Linked DNA regions of Homo sapiens: region 2 is linked to region 1. A link is a loop called in an ENCODE intact Hi-C map of the cell type or tissue named here. Cell type or tissue: B cell. All regions are shown on one strand.

Region 1 (8,000 bases):
AATTTAAGAACCTCATCCAAAAATGTCTTTGAACCACCTAGTTCCAGCCAAGAGTTCTGGGATTTGGTCAATTACCCTCATTTACATCTCCTCTGGGGCGTTTAAGACAAAGAACTGAGATGCCCTCACGGGTGCAGGTTAATGTGACTGTGCCTCACAGTTTTGTTTGTTTTCTAAGAGTTGCCATATTTTGTGAGCAGATCCAAAAGGCTCCGTTCCACTGTTTTTCTGTGGCTTGGTGGCCTCCAGCTTCCCTGGCAGTCACAAGCATGGCTGTGGGTGCAGACATGCAATCCTCAACAGCACCTTGGCGGCTCACTCGTTTGATTCTCTGCAGGTGAGACTGCCAATATTCTACAGTTTGTATTCTACAAAATCAGCACCTTGGGAATGATTCCAGCTAATACAGCAGACATTAAAGATACAAGCCCGGTGTCTCCACGGGTGAGACAGTCACGGGGGATGCTGGAGAGAGGGCAGAGCTCTTGGGTTCTTCCTGGCATCCATTTGAGGACTGTGTACTCACAATGTTAACTCACACAGTTGATGTTCTCATTAATTCAAGACCCTAGAACTGCCAGACTGAGAGGAACAACCAGGGTTTCCCCATCAAGTCAATGTCTTAGTTAACCTGTGCTTCTTTATTTTGAGCAAAAGTAGGGATTGTTTTCTCTGGAGATTAGAGGTTCCTAATTTTGTGCACACCTACTGACAGTTCGTCATATCTATACATACGCATATGTGTTCATGGGCCACATAACATTTCGGTAAAGAATGGGCTGCATATACTGAAAATCCCTGCTGCCCAGGACAGATGCAGCCATTGTAACCATGCTAAGGTCCCAATACAACACTTTCCTTACGTGTGGGTGCTGACGCTGGTGTAAACAAACCTGTCGCACTGCTAGTTGTATAAAAGTGTAGCACACACAACTATGTACAGTATGATTAATAATAAATGACTGTGTCGCTCTTTCATGTATCTATTATTCTACAGGGGTTCCCAATCCCCAGGCCGTAAACCAGTACCAGCCTGTGGCCTGTTAGGAACTGTGGCACAGCAGGAGGTGAATGGCATGTGAGTGAGTGTCACTGCCTGAGCTCTGCCTCCTGTCAGATCAGCAGCGGCACTGGATTCTCACAGGAGAATCCAGTGAGAGCCCTGTTGTGAAAAGTGCATGAGAGGGATCTAGGTTGTGCACTCCTTATGAGAATCTAATGCCTGATGATCTGAGCTGGAACTGTTTTATCCAGAAACCATTCCCCTCAACTCTGGTCCATGGAAAAACTGTCTTCCACAAAACCAGTCCCTGGTTCCAAGAAGGTTGGGGACTGCTGCTACACTATATTTTTAGCATTATTTTAGAATGTACCCCTTCTACTTAAAAAAAAAAACTGGTTAACAGTCAAACAGTCTGCGGCAGACCCTTCGGGGAGGATTCCAGAAGAAGGCATTAGAGATGACAGCGCCATGTGTGTTACTGCCCCTGAGGACCTTCCAGGGAACAAGATGTGGAGGGTTAGGGTTAGGATAGTGATGTTGACGATCCTGACCCTGTGTAGGCCTAGGTTAATGTGTGTGTTTGTGTCTCAGATTTTAACAAAAAAGGTTAAAAAAAGTAAAAGTAAAAATAAAATTAAAAAAGCTTATAGAACAAGGATATAAAGAAAGAAAATATTTTTGTACATCTGTACAATGTGTTTGTGTTTTAAGCCAAGTGTTATTACAAAGAGTCAAAAAGATTAAAAACTTAAAAGTTTATAAAGTAAAAAGTTATTTCATTAAGGTTAAGCTAAGCTTAATTTATTATTGAGAAAAGAGAAATATTTGCGATGAACTGAGTGTTGCCTAAGTGTACAGTGTATATAAAGTCAACAGTAGTGGACAGAAATGTCTGAGAGTCTAGGCCTTCACAGACACTCACCACTCACTCACCAACACCCAGAGCAACAACTTCCATCCTGCAAGCTCCTTTCGTGGTAAGTGCCCTATACAGGTGCACCATGTTTATCTTTTATACCATATTTTTACTGCACCTCTTCTACGTGTAGCTATGTTTAGATACACACTCTCCACTGTGTTACAGCTCCCTGCAGTTCCAGCACAGCCATCTGCTGTACAGGTTCGTAGCCTAGGAGCACGAGGCTACACCTTATGGCTGAGGTGTGTCATAGGCTGTAACTTCTAGACTCTGTTCACATATACCCTATGATGTTTTGATGTTTGCACAATGACAAAATTGCCTAACAATGCATTTCTCAGAATGTACCCCCAGCGTTAAGCAATGCATGACTGTACACATAAAACCTATACAACCAGGAATCAAGTGGCCAAGGCTAGAAGCACATGTGTCCAGCCATGCGTAGAAGCAACACAGAGTTTCTACTGACACCGAACTTCACTTGAGTTTCGAGGCCCTGCAAAAGGATGGTCAAGAAGCTCCACCCTCCACGTTCCAGAAATGGTTCCCTGCGAAGATCACCTTCCTCGCAGGTCGTAGAGGAGACCCAGGGGTCCTCTTTCTACCCGGGCAGGCCAAGCTCAGACCTTCCAAATTCCCTGTTCTTGTCTCACAAGTAACTGACCACGGTGGACGAGACACCCACAGTGACGGAGCCATCCAGTGCTCCGTACAGGGAGTAGCAAGCCCTGGCCTGCTTCTCCAAGCGTCTGCTAACCCCAGCCTAAGACCCCTCCCGCTGACCATCTCGCCCATCCTCCCCCATAGGGCGTCGCTCTGGCGGTGGTCATTCCTTCTCATATCAGAGAAGCACATGTCTTCCTGAGTGGGAGACGCTTCGGGGTCTCCTGGCTGGAACCTCTCCCTGTTGAGAGAACCCTTCCTTACCTGAGTTCAGATGTGTTATTTTATTGGACACAGCACCACCTAGATATGTCCTATTTATCTGCAAGGCAAGTGCAAGAAAACCTGCTAAGATAATATGTGTGATGCAATCTGCATATTGCAATGTTTTAGTTTTTTCCCATTTTATAGTCAATAACTTGGGCTTCATTTTCCGTTCTCTAAAATGAGGGCTGAGAAGAGTTAGGCAGCATGTCAGCGCTAGGTGGCGCCCGAGGATTTTTCTTTTAACAAATGATCCCAAATGTTCTGGAATTCGCGGTTCTTCCCGCCCAAAGCGCCGCCGCGTCCAAGGGCGGTTACCACACCGCGTGCCAGGGCGCGTCTTCCCTCCCGTGGGCCTCGCAGCGGTCCGGGCAGGTGGCTGAGGGTGGCCCGTGTTCGTCTTTCCCAGCTTTGTGGAGGTGTAGCTGGGCCTGTGGGCACACGGACGCCCTCCCGATTGCGCTGATGGGCCCGGGGACGGTCCCTGTGTCCCTGGAGCTGACAGAGCCGCCATGCGCGGCCGAGGACTCTGCGGATTCACCCTGTTCCAGGCTGCGCCGACTCCGCTCGCTTCACGTGTGCTGTTTCCTCACAAGTCGGGCCGGACGCGGATACACCCGCCTCCGTAGGCCTGAGCGAGCCTGAGCCCCTGGGCGCGCCGGGTCCCCGCCGAGGAAACGTCCCATGTGGAGACACGAGGCTGCTGTGGACGCGCCTCCTCCCTCTTCCCCGGCGCGGCTCCCCCGCACTGGCGCTGTGGACTCGGTGCGGCTCCTCCGCAGCGACAAAATGGAGTCATCAGGCCACGCTGCTGCGATGGAACCCGAGGCCTGCGGGGCCGGCAGAGCCCGCGGCGTGTTGGCCCTGCTCCTCAGAGGGGCCGGTGAGGGGCCTGTCTCCCCGGGGTGGGCCGGAGCCAGGATGACCGAGCATCGCAGCCGCGTGGACGGACCCGGGGTCAGGGCCCCGGCTGGACGGTGAATCCGGGCGCCTGGAGCAGCGCAGACCCCACGGGCCTGTGGGGTTGCTGGACCTTTTAACCGCGTCCCGGGCCGGGGGTCCACATCCCAGTTCCGACTGCAGCGCCACCTGCGTCCCGGCCTTGGGGGCCACCGTTTCCCTCCTGGGACGGACGGCGCCATCCCTCCGCCTCGGCTCCAACAGCTGGGGACGGCGGGGAAAGTGGCAGCCAGCGGCGTCCGGGGCCACCTGGGACCGGGCTTGTCACCTCGCATTCCAGAAAACACAAAGCCCTGAGCGCCGGGGGACTTTCTCTAAAAACACAGTTGGCCACGCCTCACTGAGTAATTCGTGCTTCTTCATTTTAACAAGACGGATCATTCGTACACCAGCCAGACCTCACTCCAGCCCTAAAAGTAACCGTAACTGTAAAAAATATCCAACAAAGCTAGATGTGAAAACTGGTATGAACTGTTAAAACAAGCATAATTTTATTTGGCTTAATTGCTAAATACACTTATATGTATTGCATAATATGCTCGATATTATACAAATATGTTTACTGAAGAGATAGCAAATGTCATATGCCAAGGCCAAATCAATTGGGGACATGAGGTATTATTGTCCATGTTAACTTTTTAAGCAAAATATATTCACCTTCAGCTAAAATTTTCATTTAAAAAAGTTAAAGATACCGTCAATAAGAGGATTATAAAGCTCTTTTGACTCATGAGTAATGAAAAGCAACCTCAACATATAAAAGGAATTTTAGCCATTGTGAAATAATATAATATATATTTAAAGCTGTGATTTTTTTAAATCAGCTTTCCTGCAATAGCATATTTAATGTGTCAATGATAGATATTTAAGGTAGCAGAATTAAAATATTAGTAATATGGACGTAATCATGCTTAAAATCTTAATGTTTTAAGACATTTTTCATCAAAATAGGTAACCTCAGTACTTTGCAATTATAAACAATGAGGTGTATAGTATGTACTTTGTTATTATTGTAATAAATGTTAGCTAAAGGATAAACCTTACTTATCTTCCCACCTAATATATTACTCATGAATTGAACTTTCAAGCAAGGGTGGCAGAAAATAAAACAGAAGAGGCGAATGTTAGCTTCCTGCAATCCCATGTGTGTGGGAAATGTGCGTCTAGCGGCAGGCTGTGATTACTGCTTAATGAAGGCTGATATAAACCTCACCCCATGCCTGCCGGAAACAGATTCATTCACACGATGCTCCAGCCTGGGACCAAGGCACGCAGTGCACAAGCAGCAAGGTTGGGAAATGCTCCTGGAAGCAAAAGTCTAAAAACCTGGGCACGAAATGGATGGGATATTCAGGTTTGTCACACGCAACTGGATGGAATTAAAATAAGTGACGTGAATTGACATACTGAAAAATTCAGCGTGATGTGTAATGAGGAAGATGATGTCAGTAGGAAAACACAGAGACCTGAGCCAGTTGTAGGGATGAACGAGAAATAGGCCCCAGCATAAGTCACCCGAATCCCTGTGCTCCCAGCTGTGGACTTCTGCCCTTCCCCTCCCTTCTCCTGTCTCTTTCTCAGTCTCGGCCTTGGTCTGTCGCCTGTAACAAGAACTTTCAGTCAACTTCCAATCAAAGGCACCTAAATCACAGTCACTGAAGCAAGGACAAAGTGCCTGAGTCATACATTAAAGGAGTGGCAGGAATCTTGGCTAAGGGAGTCACTTCGAATTAATACAGAAATGCACATAAATATAAACACATAGCTGGGCGCAGTGGCTCACACCTGTAATCCTAGTACTTTGGGAGGCCGAGGTGGGAAGATCAGTTGAGGTCAGGCGTTCAAGACCAGCCTGGCCAACTTGATGAAACCCTGTTTCTACTAAAAATACACACGAAAAATTAGCTGGGCATGGTGGCACACGCCTGTAATCCCAGCTACTCAGGAGCCTGAGGCAGGAGAATTGCTTGAACCCAGGAAGCAGAGGTTTTAGTGAGCCGAGATCGCGCCACTGCACTCCAGTCTTGGCGACAGAGTGAGACTCTGTCCCAAAATAAATAAATACAGATAGATATGCATGCAGATGGTCAGAGTGCCTGCTGCTATCCCTGGGGGCCGGGCTCAAGTCTCCCTGTGGTATCTGCCGAGTCTCCCAGGCGCATGCCTGTGTCTGCTGCTTCCCCGCTCGGCTGCCGACCCTCAGGTGCTTTTCTGCACCATGTGCTGTGAGAAGCTGGGGCACTGGGGGTCAGGACCAGACCCATCCATGTTCCTAGGCCTCCCTGGAGCACCCAGCACCCTACATTGATGATAAGGAATACCTGCATCTGCATATTTCTATAACTTCATGATGTTCTTCTGTATCTGGCGATGTCATTAGCAGCTATCCCTTCAAAGGTGAACTCACTCAATTCAGTAATTACAGAGGAAGAAAACTGAGACGAGACCGTGATGGGACTGGTGGGTGAAGAGACGACTGACAGCACTGTCTGTGGGCACCAGGCCCTTAGACCCCTCAGACACTGCTTGGCTTCATTCATTTATCCCATCAGCAAATGCTGACTGACATTTTATTTTTCTTACCTCTGTTTCTCTTACCACATAAGAGGTGGTAAAACAAACAGAGGTAAGAAAAATAAAAATGTTTTCCTCCCTTGGGAGCAGACCTTCTCTAAGAAGGAATTAAATGATAAAGACACACAAACACAATGAAGCAGGGTAGCTGCGGATTGTGACAGCTCTCTAAGAAATAAGCCGGGGCCATGATGGAAGGGGGTGGGGATCCTTGAGATGAGATCAAGGACAAAAAGGAAGTCGTGGGACAACTAAGTGGAAAACAGTCCAGGCCAAAGGAAGCCAAGGGAGAGCAACATCCCCACCACAGCGGGGGGTTTCAGGGACACTGGAGAGGGGGCATCATATGATCATGTAGGTTTCTTAGGAAACGGAAGGACATTGGATTATATAGCTCAAGAGAATTGGAGAAAACTTGGAGGGTTTCAGTAGGGACAGGACATGATTATATTTAATTCAAAAATGCCACCCTGGTTTGTATCAGGCACAGATTGCAGAGACCTAGTGCAGGACCAGAGGTGACAGATGGGGTGAGGTGCACCCGGTTATGTAGATGGTGATGTATGGTATTAAAATGTGTGTAGTAGAAAAGAAGAAAGGCCGATAATTAATTACCGTCATCTCAAGAAGTTAGAAAAATGTCAACAAGTGAGCATCAAGAAGGAAAGAGTTGTAAAGATTAGAGTGGCAATTAACAAAATAGAAAACATCATAATATAGAAAACCTGAAGATGAGAATAGTCATTTGAAAACAGTAATAAAATTGGCAAATCTCTACAAGGACTTGCAAAAAAATTTACTTCAGCATGAGGATATCAAGAATAAAAGTGTGTCTAACATTATAGACTTCAGAGTAAACAAAATAAAATATTTAACAAATTATTAAAAAACATAACTTACTAAAATAGACAATATATTTCCCCAGTAACCATTAAAATAGAACTTATTGCCAAAAATCTTCCCCCCAAAAACTGCACTTTAGGACTTTAAATTACCTTTAGACAGTGTTTAGATTCATGTCAGTTTCAATAATGGTTACTTACAAAATAAAAAGTTAACAAGAAAGGGAAAATGTGAACTAAATCACTCAATCTAATAGGAGTCAGGATAGTAGAATATGAAACACTGTTAACAACTTAGATAAATATAAACCATAAAATAAGCCACTAAACATCAACTCAAATATATCTCCCATCAAAATGAAAATAAATGGACAAAACATGTTAAATCAAAATCAAAATTGAATTGATTGTTAAATCAAAAATAAAAAAATACACATAGTCAAATCTGCTTACAAAAGGCTCATCAAAACTTTAAAACAAACATTTTGAAAGTATTACTTTAGCTTTGTTTTTACAATGACTTAAAATTTGGGATTAGCTATACTTTGATATGTTGATGTAATTCATGTAAAACTTTTTTTCATTTTTTTCTCATAAAATTGGACAGGTCCATAAAACTATTGACCCTGATAATATTTTAAACTGCTGATTTAATTAATTTAGTGGCATAAACCTTTAGTTATATACTTAAGGGATTTTTTTTTAGCCCTTTAATAATGAGCTCCATTAGGAGCACCTATGACTATAAATTGCCCTCTACATACTGCTTTAGCTG
Region 2 (8,000 bases), 390 kb after region 1:
TCATTGCTCCTGTGTGCCCCGAATTCCTAGAGATAACCTCTGTGTACACTGACTCTGTTTAACACTTGCTCGTCTATCCAGGCACATAGATCAAAATGCTTACCTTCCCATTGTTTTCCACGTTAACAGCTCACGTAATTGCGAAGGCTAAAGGCCTTGCAATTCTGTCTGTGATCAAAGCCGGGTTCCTGGTGACTGCCAGAGGAGGCAGCGGGATTGTAGTGGCGCGCCTTCCAGATGGAAGTAAGTTGGCGTCTGTTCACTGGAGTAGAGAGTCTTCATTCTTTGTTCTGTCTGTTTTCATGTGAACACATTGCATAGCGAGTAGGACAGGTTTCCTGCATATCAACTAAAACTTATGTAATAAGGGCTACTCGACTGAACGTGCAGTTTGGTGTCAGTGAACAAGCCACAGGAACCAGCCTTTCCGTCTCTCTCTGTCCTCAAAATATTAGAGAAGACAAGACAGGTAGATATAACTTTGTTTTGCATGCATTTTGTAATTCTTCCGTGGAGCAAATATTGAAACATGGCAGTATGTGCATTTCTTTTGTTTAATATGAATTCTTATTCCTCAACTTCATGGTGTAGCTGCTTTCTTTTGTTTTATGGAAATTGATATGAAAATAAGGGGCCATATGTGAATTTCTTTGTTTCTGTGGTAGATCATAAAAACTGTGACATTTGAAGAGTTTTCCCCAAGGCAGAATCATATCAAGAGCAGTATCATCGAGTTTTACTTTCTGGGATGAAATCTACTACTTGATTCTTTAGAGATGAAATCAAAATATTTGCCATGAATCCCAAGTACTAACATTTATAGTAGTATTTAAAATGGACACAGGTGTGTCAAAACTAACTAAAATGTTTTTTATACCAATTTAACATTTGCTGTTCAGTGAACACGTTTTTCTATTAGTAGCAGTTTTTTAGCATAATTTTATTTTATTTTGAGAGAGCATGGGACACTTACAGACAATAAATATACAATATATACATTTGTGAAATATATGGCCTTGAAATAGCAGTCAGCAGATTCACCATTTCTTACCAAGGTATCCCCGCAGTCAACAAAAACCTCTTCCTTATTATGTGGATCAGTTTTCATAGCTCAATGTGTGGCTTTGAAAATGAGAAGAAAATAATTCTCTTTTTCTCAAGCATTATCCAAATTTCCATGAGCAGACTTCTCAGCAGTAAAACCAAACAAAGTAGAGGCACATTCCAAGGGAGCCCATTGTCAGATGGGACTCAGAGTCTGTGAGAAAGTCCCTGCATGTCTCAGGTCCCCAACTGCTCCATTGATGGGGTGACTTGCTGACCAAGGGTAGGGACAGTCAATACCAAGCCCTGGGCTCCTCTCAGAGCCCCAGCAAACCTTTCTACTGGTTTTAAAACCTACATTTCTCTCCCTTCTTCCTGAGCTGCAGCTGCTGACTCTGCTGAGAGTAATTTAAAAACTGTCCAAATAAGACACAACATGTTCCCCAGGATCCTGGCCAAGACCAGCCATCTTAACACAGGGACAGTTCCTAACATAGGGAACGAAAAATTATCAGACACTAATTTCTGTAAGCCAAACTTCTCTAAGCCTGGGTAGGATAGTTCTGGATATATTTCAGCAATATTCTAGTATCTAGCATGCATGGTAGCAACCATTTTCAAAAAGTGCTTTGGCCAGACCATCCCCCCACCAAATTGAAAATACATTTTTCTAGACTTGTTTAACATGAGTTTCTATATCAAGAAAAATAAGCATATAGTAATCCTAAAATGTGCCGTATCATGGCAAATGGAATTACTGTACTTAGTTTCTAAATGTGATTTATCTTGTTAGAATTTTAATAACCTTGAATTTATAGCCTATTTATTCTGCTTAAGCACGAGAGGTGTTAAAACAGTTTTTGCCCTCAGAAATTTACAATGGAAACAATTATTATGTTACCGTTAGATAATCAACTCTCTCGAATCCTTCTGATCTCTTAAATCTGTGACAAAATTCTAGCTGAAGACTAGACCTACAGCTAAGTTGTTCTATAAAAATATTGACAGTTGAAGTTACCAAGTGCTCTGTATGGCTAATGGTTAGGGAACCAGTAGTTGGTGGTCTTATGCATGTTGGTAGAGAAAGATTAGAGGACATGGGCTTGTGAGGCTATGAGACTCATAATGAATATCTAATACTTTAAAAATATTTTTAACTTTTTAAAAATTACATATTCTTTTTGAAGATCACTTTAAAATCAGGGGAAATACCAAGTCTCATTATTTTCAATAGAAGCACTCTTTAGATTTTAGCATTTTTCCTTCCTATATTTACATGTCGAGGGTGTTTTAATGTTAGGATAACGTTCGTTTGTTTTTTTATTAGAATGGTCTGCACCCTCAGCCATTGGGATAGCTGGCCTTGGTGGAGGATTTGAAATAGGAATTGAGGTAAGTAGCTTGTGCACGTCCATACAACTGCCATATCCTCTGAAGACACCTAAGATGCAACCTGTGAAAACTGAGAGGTTTCCTAGCGTTCTTATTGTTACCATTGGCACTTAGGAAAAATTGTTTCCTTTATTTTCTCGATGAATGTCTAACTAAAGCTATCTGATGGTTCCCATTTACTTTCCTTTTCTTTCCTTAGTAGTAGGATTTCTTTCATTCGCCATTTTATCTGCTTCTGTCTCATGCACATTTGTATAACAGGCACATCCCAACACCTGGCCAGCTGTCATTGGCAGTTTATGGACTGCTCATGGCAAAGCCACTGTTCTCCTTCAGTGGGCATTGAAATTACGTGGGCAGTGCATCATCATTTGTGGCAAAATCCAGTTTTGTAACATATGATATTCAAATCCCTCCACATTCTTTAAGTAAAGAAGAACTTCACGTTATTTCAGTTTATAATGTTGCTCCTGGGATTGTGGCGTCTGTCGGGCAGACATGCACACTCACAGAGGCCTCCTACACGGGGATCCTCTTAGGGCTGATGCTCATCTTCAGTCTGTCGTTTTGCAAGGGCCTGGAAATTGAATCTCCTGGTATGCTCAACTCATTTTCTTCTCAAATTTCAGTCCATTTCTTCCTAAGCTATCCTTTGTAGATTTGCCCTGTTGACATAGTTGTAAATTCCCTCAGCCTTATTAGGAGGAAGTATTTCTAACTCTTTTTTCATCTTTATTCAATCTTTCTTACTCACTGCTGTATAAATTTGTAGTATAAAAGGAACATATTTTAGTTTTGCTTATCATGACTGCATTTTTGTACCATGTGCAACCAAATCAAAGCTTTCAAAAATATCGCCCTCTGGTGGAAAGTGCATTTTCATCAGTGATTGTGGCTTCCCTCCCCTTCCTCCTCCCTTCCCTCCCTCCCCTCTCTTCCCCTTTCCCCACCTCCACCCAGTCCCCTGGCCCTCCTTGTAGAAGGGCCTTTTTCTCTCAATAGATCATGCTGCTAAACTGTGCTAAGTCACAACCTGTTCTTCCCACAACCCTCTGGCTCCTTGTGAGGCTGGGGGCATGCTTTGAGCATTTATTTCAAAAATGATGAGAGACTCAGAAATGATGTCTGTATTAAATTTCAATATATTAGAGACCAAAAATTGAGAGTTTCCATGGTAATTCTTTGAAAATTTTGGACTTTTAGCCATAGGGCACATTAGAAGCCCTGAAAAACAAGAGCAAGTAAAATGTAGTCCCTTCATCCAGTAAATGAAATAGAAAGACTTTAAGCATTTTATAGACTGATACATAGTATTTTTTTTCTTTTTTCTCTTTTTTTTTTTGAGATGGAGTTTCACTCTTGTTACCCAGGCTGGAGTGCAATGGCATGGACTCAGCTCACTGCAACCTCCACCTCCCAGTTTCAAGCGATTCTCCTGCCTCAGCCTCCCGAGTAGCTGGGACTACAGGCGTGCACCACCACACCCAGCTAATTTTGTATTTTTAGTAGAGATGGGGTTTCACCATGTTGGTCAGGCTGGTCTGAAACTCCTGACCTCAGGTGATCCGCCCACCTCGGCCTCCTAAAGTGCTGGGATTACAGGCATGAGCCACCGTGCTGGGCCTTAGACTGATACACAGTATTATTTTATTTTTATTTTTATTTTTTTTTAGTTGTGATGATTCAATAGTTTATTGTTTTGTTAACAATTCTCAAGACTGGTGCGCTGCACAGTGGAATTGCTGTTCATATTTTTGACAAAATAAGACCATCCTGGGCCATGGGGTGACTACTTTACACATAAATAATCAATCTTCTCCTCTCAAACCAGTATTATTTTTAAAAGACAATACGAGACAGTGGTGAGCTGTAAGAGAGAAGACTGGGTCAGACCATTCTGGCTCCAATTCTGACCTGGGTGCTTCCAGTCTGTGATGTTAGGAAGTAGCTTTTCTTCTCCACACCTCAGCTTCTACATCTGCAAAACACAGTTAAAGATAGCCTTATATGAGTCTCTGGGCTTATATTGATGATTAAATATGGATTTATACAGTAAAAGCCCTTGAAATGACACAAAATATAATTTTATTTTTAATATCTTCTTCATCTTTGCAGCTTATTTAGGCTTGCCATTTACAGAAACTTTTTATTGCAAAGCCTGTCTTCATGACAGTATGGAAATTAACTATGGAATTTCATTTAAATAACATAACTATTAACTTTTAAATGTCAATTTCAAACAGAGATAAGAAGCATCTCCTAGGGATTGGAGACATGAGTTTTAAACTTCTTAACCATGATCTGACTTTGCTTCTCAGAGCCCCACAGATAAGTCTCTGCGTGTAATTGTGAGTGTGCAGTGATGTCACAGCAGTCGGCTATTTTTCAATGTTAACAGAAAGCACTGTTTGCTCTCCATGAAGCACTCTCTGATTCTGTCTGAGCCTCCATCCTAACAGAGCACTCCCGCCTGCTGTCTTAATGAGGGAGGGAGTCAGAACGGGAGCATGGGGTATCCAGAGTGGTTCCCTCAGGCTGTTCTCATCACAGCAGATCTGGTGCCCACTGAGACCACGGAGGGGCTGGAGGGTAGACACGTCCTTCCTGAAGGGACCAACCTCTGAGGGCACTTCTGACTCAGGTCACTGGCTGAGCTGAGCATCCCCTTTGGACCTGGCTTCTCTGGGAACTTGCCCCTACCATGTCCTAGCAGCCACAAATAGTAAGGACCAGCCCTCAAGTGCACTGTGAGTACCGGGAAGGCCGAGACTTTCTCAAACTTCACACCTACGTCCACAGAGACTGACGAGACACCCATGAATGCTTCCTTTTCTGTAAAATGGGACAATGACAGGACCTGTAACCACACAGGGTTTTCCTTTCAAGCACATAGATGGCACACACGTAATCGGTTAGTACTATCCAATATTTGTTGAATAATTTAACTATCTGCCTTTCTTTCTTTCTTTTTCTTTTCTTTTCTTTTCTTTCTTTCGTTCTTTCTTTCTTTTTCTTTTCTTTCTTTCTTTCTTTCTTTCTTTTGAGGCAGAGTCTTGCTCTGTCGCCCAGGCTGGAGTGCAGTGGAGCAATCTCAGCTCACTGCAACCTCTGCCTCCTGGGTTCAAGTGATTCTCCTGCCTCAGCCTCCTAAGTAGCTGGGACTACAGGCGCCCGCCACCATGCTCGGCTAATTTTTTGTATTTTTAGTAGAGATGGGGTTTCACTGTGTCAGCCAGGATAGTCTCGATCTCCTGACCTCGTGATCCGCCTGCCTCGGCCTCCCAAAGTGCTGGGATTAAAGGCGTGAGCCACCGCTCCAGGCCATTTTTTTTTTTTACAAAACTTGTACACATGCTATTATGGAATCATTTTCATAGCCATGGAAGGTGGTTGTCATCGCTCTCATTTTATCCGTAAAATAGCTAAGCCAGGAGAATTCTCCAGTAGGAGGCAGCCAGAGAGGGGCAGATTGGGAAGCGTCTGCTCCCACATCCAGGCAGCATGTTATTCGAAAGACAGAGTTCCCTGTAGTCTGTCTTGTCTGCACATCCCTCAATAGGGAAAAAAGAAAGGTTCAGGAAAGTTACTTGTTCTTGGTTTCACAGGTGCTTGGGTGGTAAAGCCCACCTCACTGTAACATTCTTCTGAATAACAAGCCACTGTTTTTAGGGCACTATACAAGGTAGGCAAAACACACATTATTTTCAATATACAGAGACATTAGTGTCTTACCTAAGATCACACAGCTAGTGTGTGGTTGTCAGATATGGTTCACTAGAAGCGGAGCCTGATACCAGTTCAAGTGCATGTGATATACTGAGCAAATGTTCTTCCGGGGAAGAAACTTAAGGTACTAAGGGAAAGAAGGGGAAAGGTCCAAGCAAGGCTGTTGCTTAAAGTTTAGTTAAACTCTTCTTCGTCCATGTTGATAGGTAGTTCAGGTTACCGACTCGAGGTCTGTTTTTTTTTTAATAGACACATTTACAGCTACATATTCCCTCTGAGCATTGCCCTGGCTGCCTTCCATAAGTGTGGGTATGTTGTGTCTTCATTTTCCTTAATCTCAAAATATTATCTAATTTCTCATGTGATTTCTTCTTTGAGCCATTTGTTATTTAAGAGTGTGTTGCTTAATGTCCACATATTTATAAATTTCCCAAATTTATCTTGTCCTTGATTTCAAATTTCATTCCATTGGGGTCAAAGAAAACATTTTGTATAATTTCAGTCCTTTTAAATGGGTTAAGGCTTCTTTTATGGCCTCAAATATAGACTTTTGTCCTGTACAATGTTCCATGTGTGCTGGAGAAGAATGTGTGTTCTGTGTTATTGGGTAAAGTGTTCTCCAGGAGTCCATTGGGTCTAGTTGGTTTACATGGTTGTTTAGTTGTTCCATATCCTTGATAATCTTATGACTAATTGTTCTCTTCATTATTAAAAGTGGGTTATTGACACATCGAGCTATTTTTGTTAAATTGTCTATGTCTTCCTTCTAGATTGTCAGTTTTTGATTCATGTATTTGGGTCTCCGATATTATGTGCTTGTATAAATATATGTGTATTACTATGTTTATAATTGTTATATCTCTTTGGTTGATTGACCATTTTATCATTATAATATGTCCCTGTTTAATCCTAATTACATTTTTTGTTGTTTGATATAAAGAGTGCCACTCCAGCTTTCTTAGGTTGCCATCTGCATGACACATCTTTCTCCATCCTTTTACTGTCAATCTAATGGTAACTTTGAATCTAAAGCGTGTCTCCTATGGAGCATATAATTGGATGTTGTTGTTGTTGTTGTTATTGTTGTTTTATCCATGCTAATAATCTCTGCCTTTTTATTTGGTTGTTTAATTCATTCACATTTAATAGATTATTGATATCATTGGATTTATATCAGCCATTTTACTTTTTTCTATATCTCATGCCGTTTTTGTCCCTCTGTTTCCACTTTACTGTTTTCAATTAAGTGAACATTTTGTACTATGGCATTTTGATTCCTTTTATGATTTTTTAACTCTATTTTTGAGTCATTTTCTTAATGGTTGTTCCAGAGCTTACAATATGTCTTAACTATTTCTAATTTATGGGAACTTGATTTAATAAGATACAAAAACATTACTCTCATATGGTTCTAGTTTTTTTTCTCCTTTTTTGTGCTATTACTGTTATACATATTAAATCTATATATGATACACACTCAGCAATTCATGATTATAGTTAATAATGTATATAATTTTATGTCTTTTAGAGAAACTCAGAGAATAATTGAGAGCAAGTATTTACTCATTGAACTTGCTATATTAACCTTTTTTATTTCCCATTTTTTGTTCTGTTCCATTGTTTCTGTTCATTCAGGTTACCATCTGGTGTCATTTCCTTACTCCAAGACAACTTTGCTCCCACCTGACTCTTTTGTACGGTTATTGTCTAGTATATAATATTTCTATAGTTACAGACTTAAAATATAGAAAAAATTTATTTTTAAACCAATTAAGAGAAAAGAGAAGAACTATGCATTTATACTATTATTTATGGTTAGATAATTATCTTTACTGGTG

Evidence for each region. Peaks named below come from ENCODE experiments on the same cell type or tissue, not always from the same donor. Only the 100,000 strongest peaks of a DNase experiment are listed, where the experiment ranks them.
Region 2: a loop joins it to region 1, with 23 times the contacts of the local background. A loop is called at or near these places in 42 of 110 quality-filtered maps.

What each region holds. Positions count from the first base shown.
Region 1 is chr2:632,234-640,233 of GRCh38, reverse strand. No RefSeq gene overlaps it. Among named protein-coding and RNA genes, the nearest start is that of TMEM18-DT, 41 kb to the left of the region's middle. In B cell, CTCF peaks have their summits at 2,878 and 3,080 (motif pointing right); a DNase peak (open chromatin) is centred at 3,163; H3K4me3 peaks cover 776 bases; H3K27ac peaks cover 498 bases; H3K27me3 peaks cover 1,046 bases.
Region 2 is chr2:241,974-249,973 of GRCh38, reverse strand. It overlaps SH3YL1 (SH3 and SYLF domain containing 1), which reads left to right. Exons shown (of 10, transcript NM_015677.4): 3 at 130-243; 4 at 2,372-2,436. Among named protein-coding and RNA genes, the nearest start is that of SH3YL1, 18 kb to the left of the region's middle. In B cell, CTCF peaks have their summits at 3,081 and 3,285 (motif pointing left); a DNase peak (open chromatin) is centred at 3,303.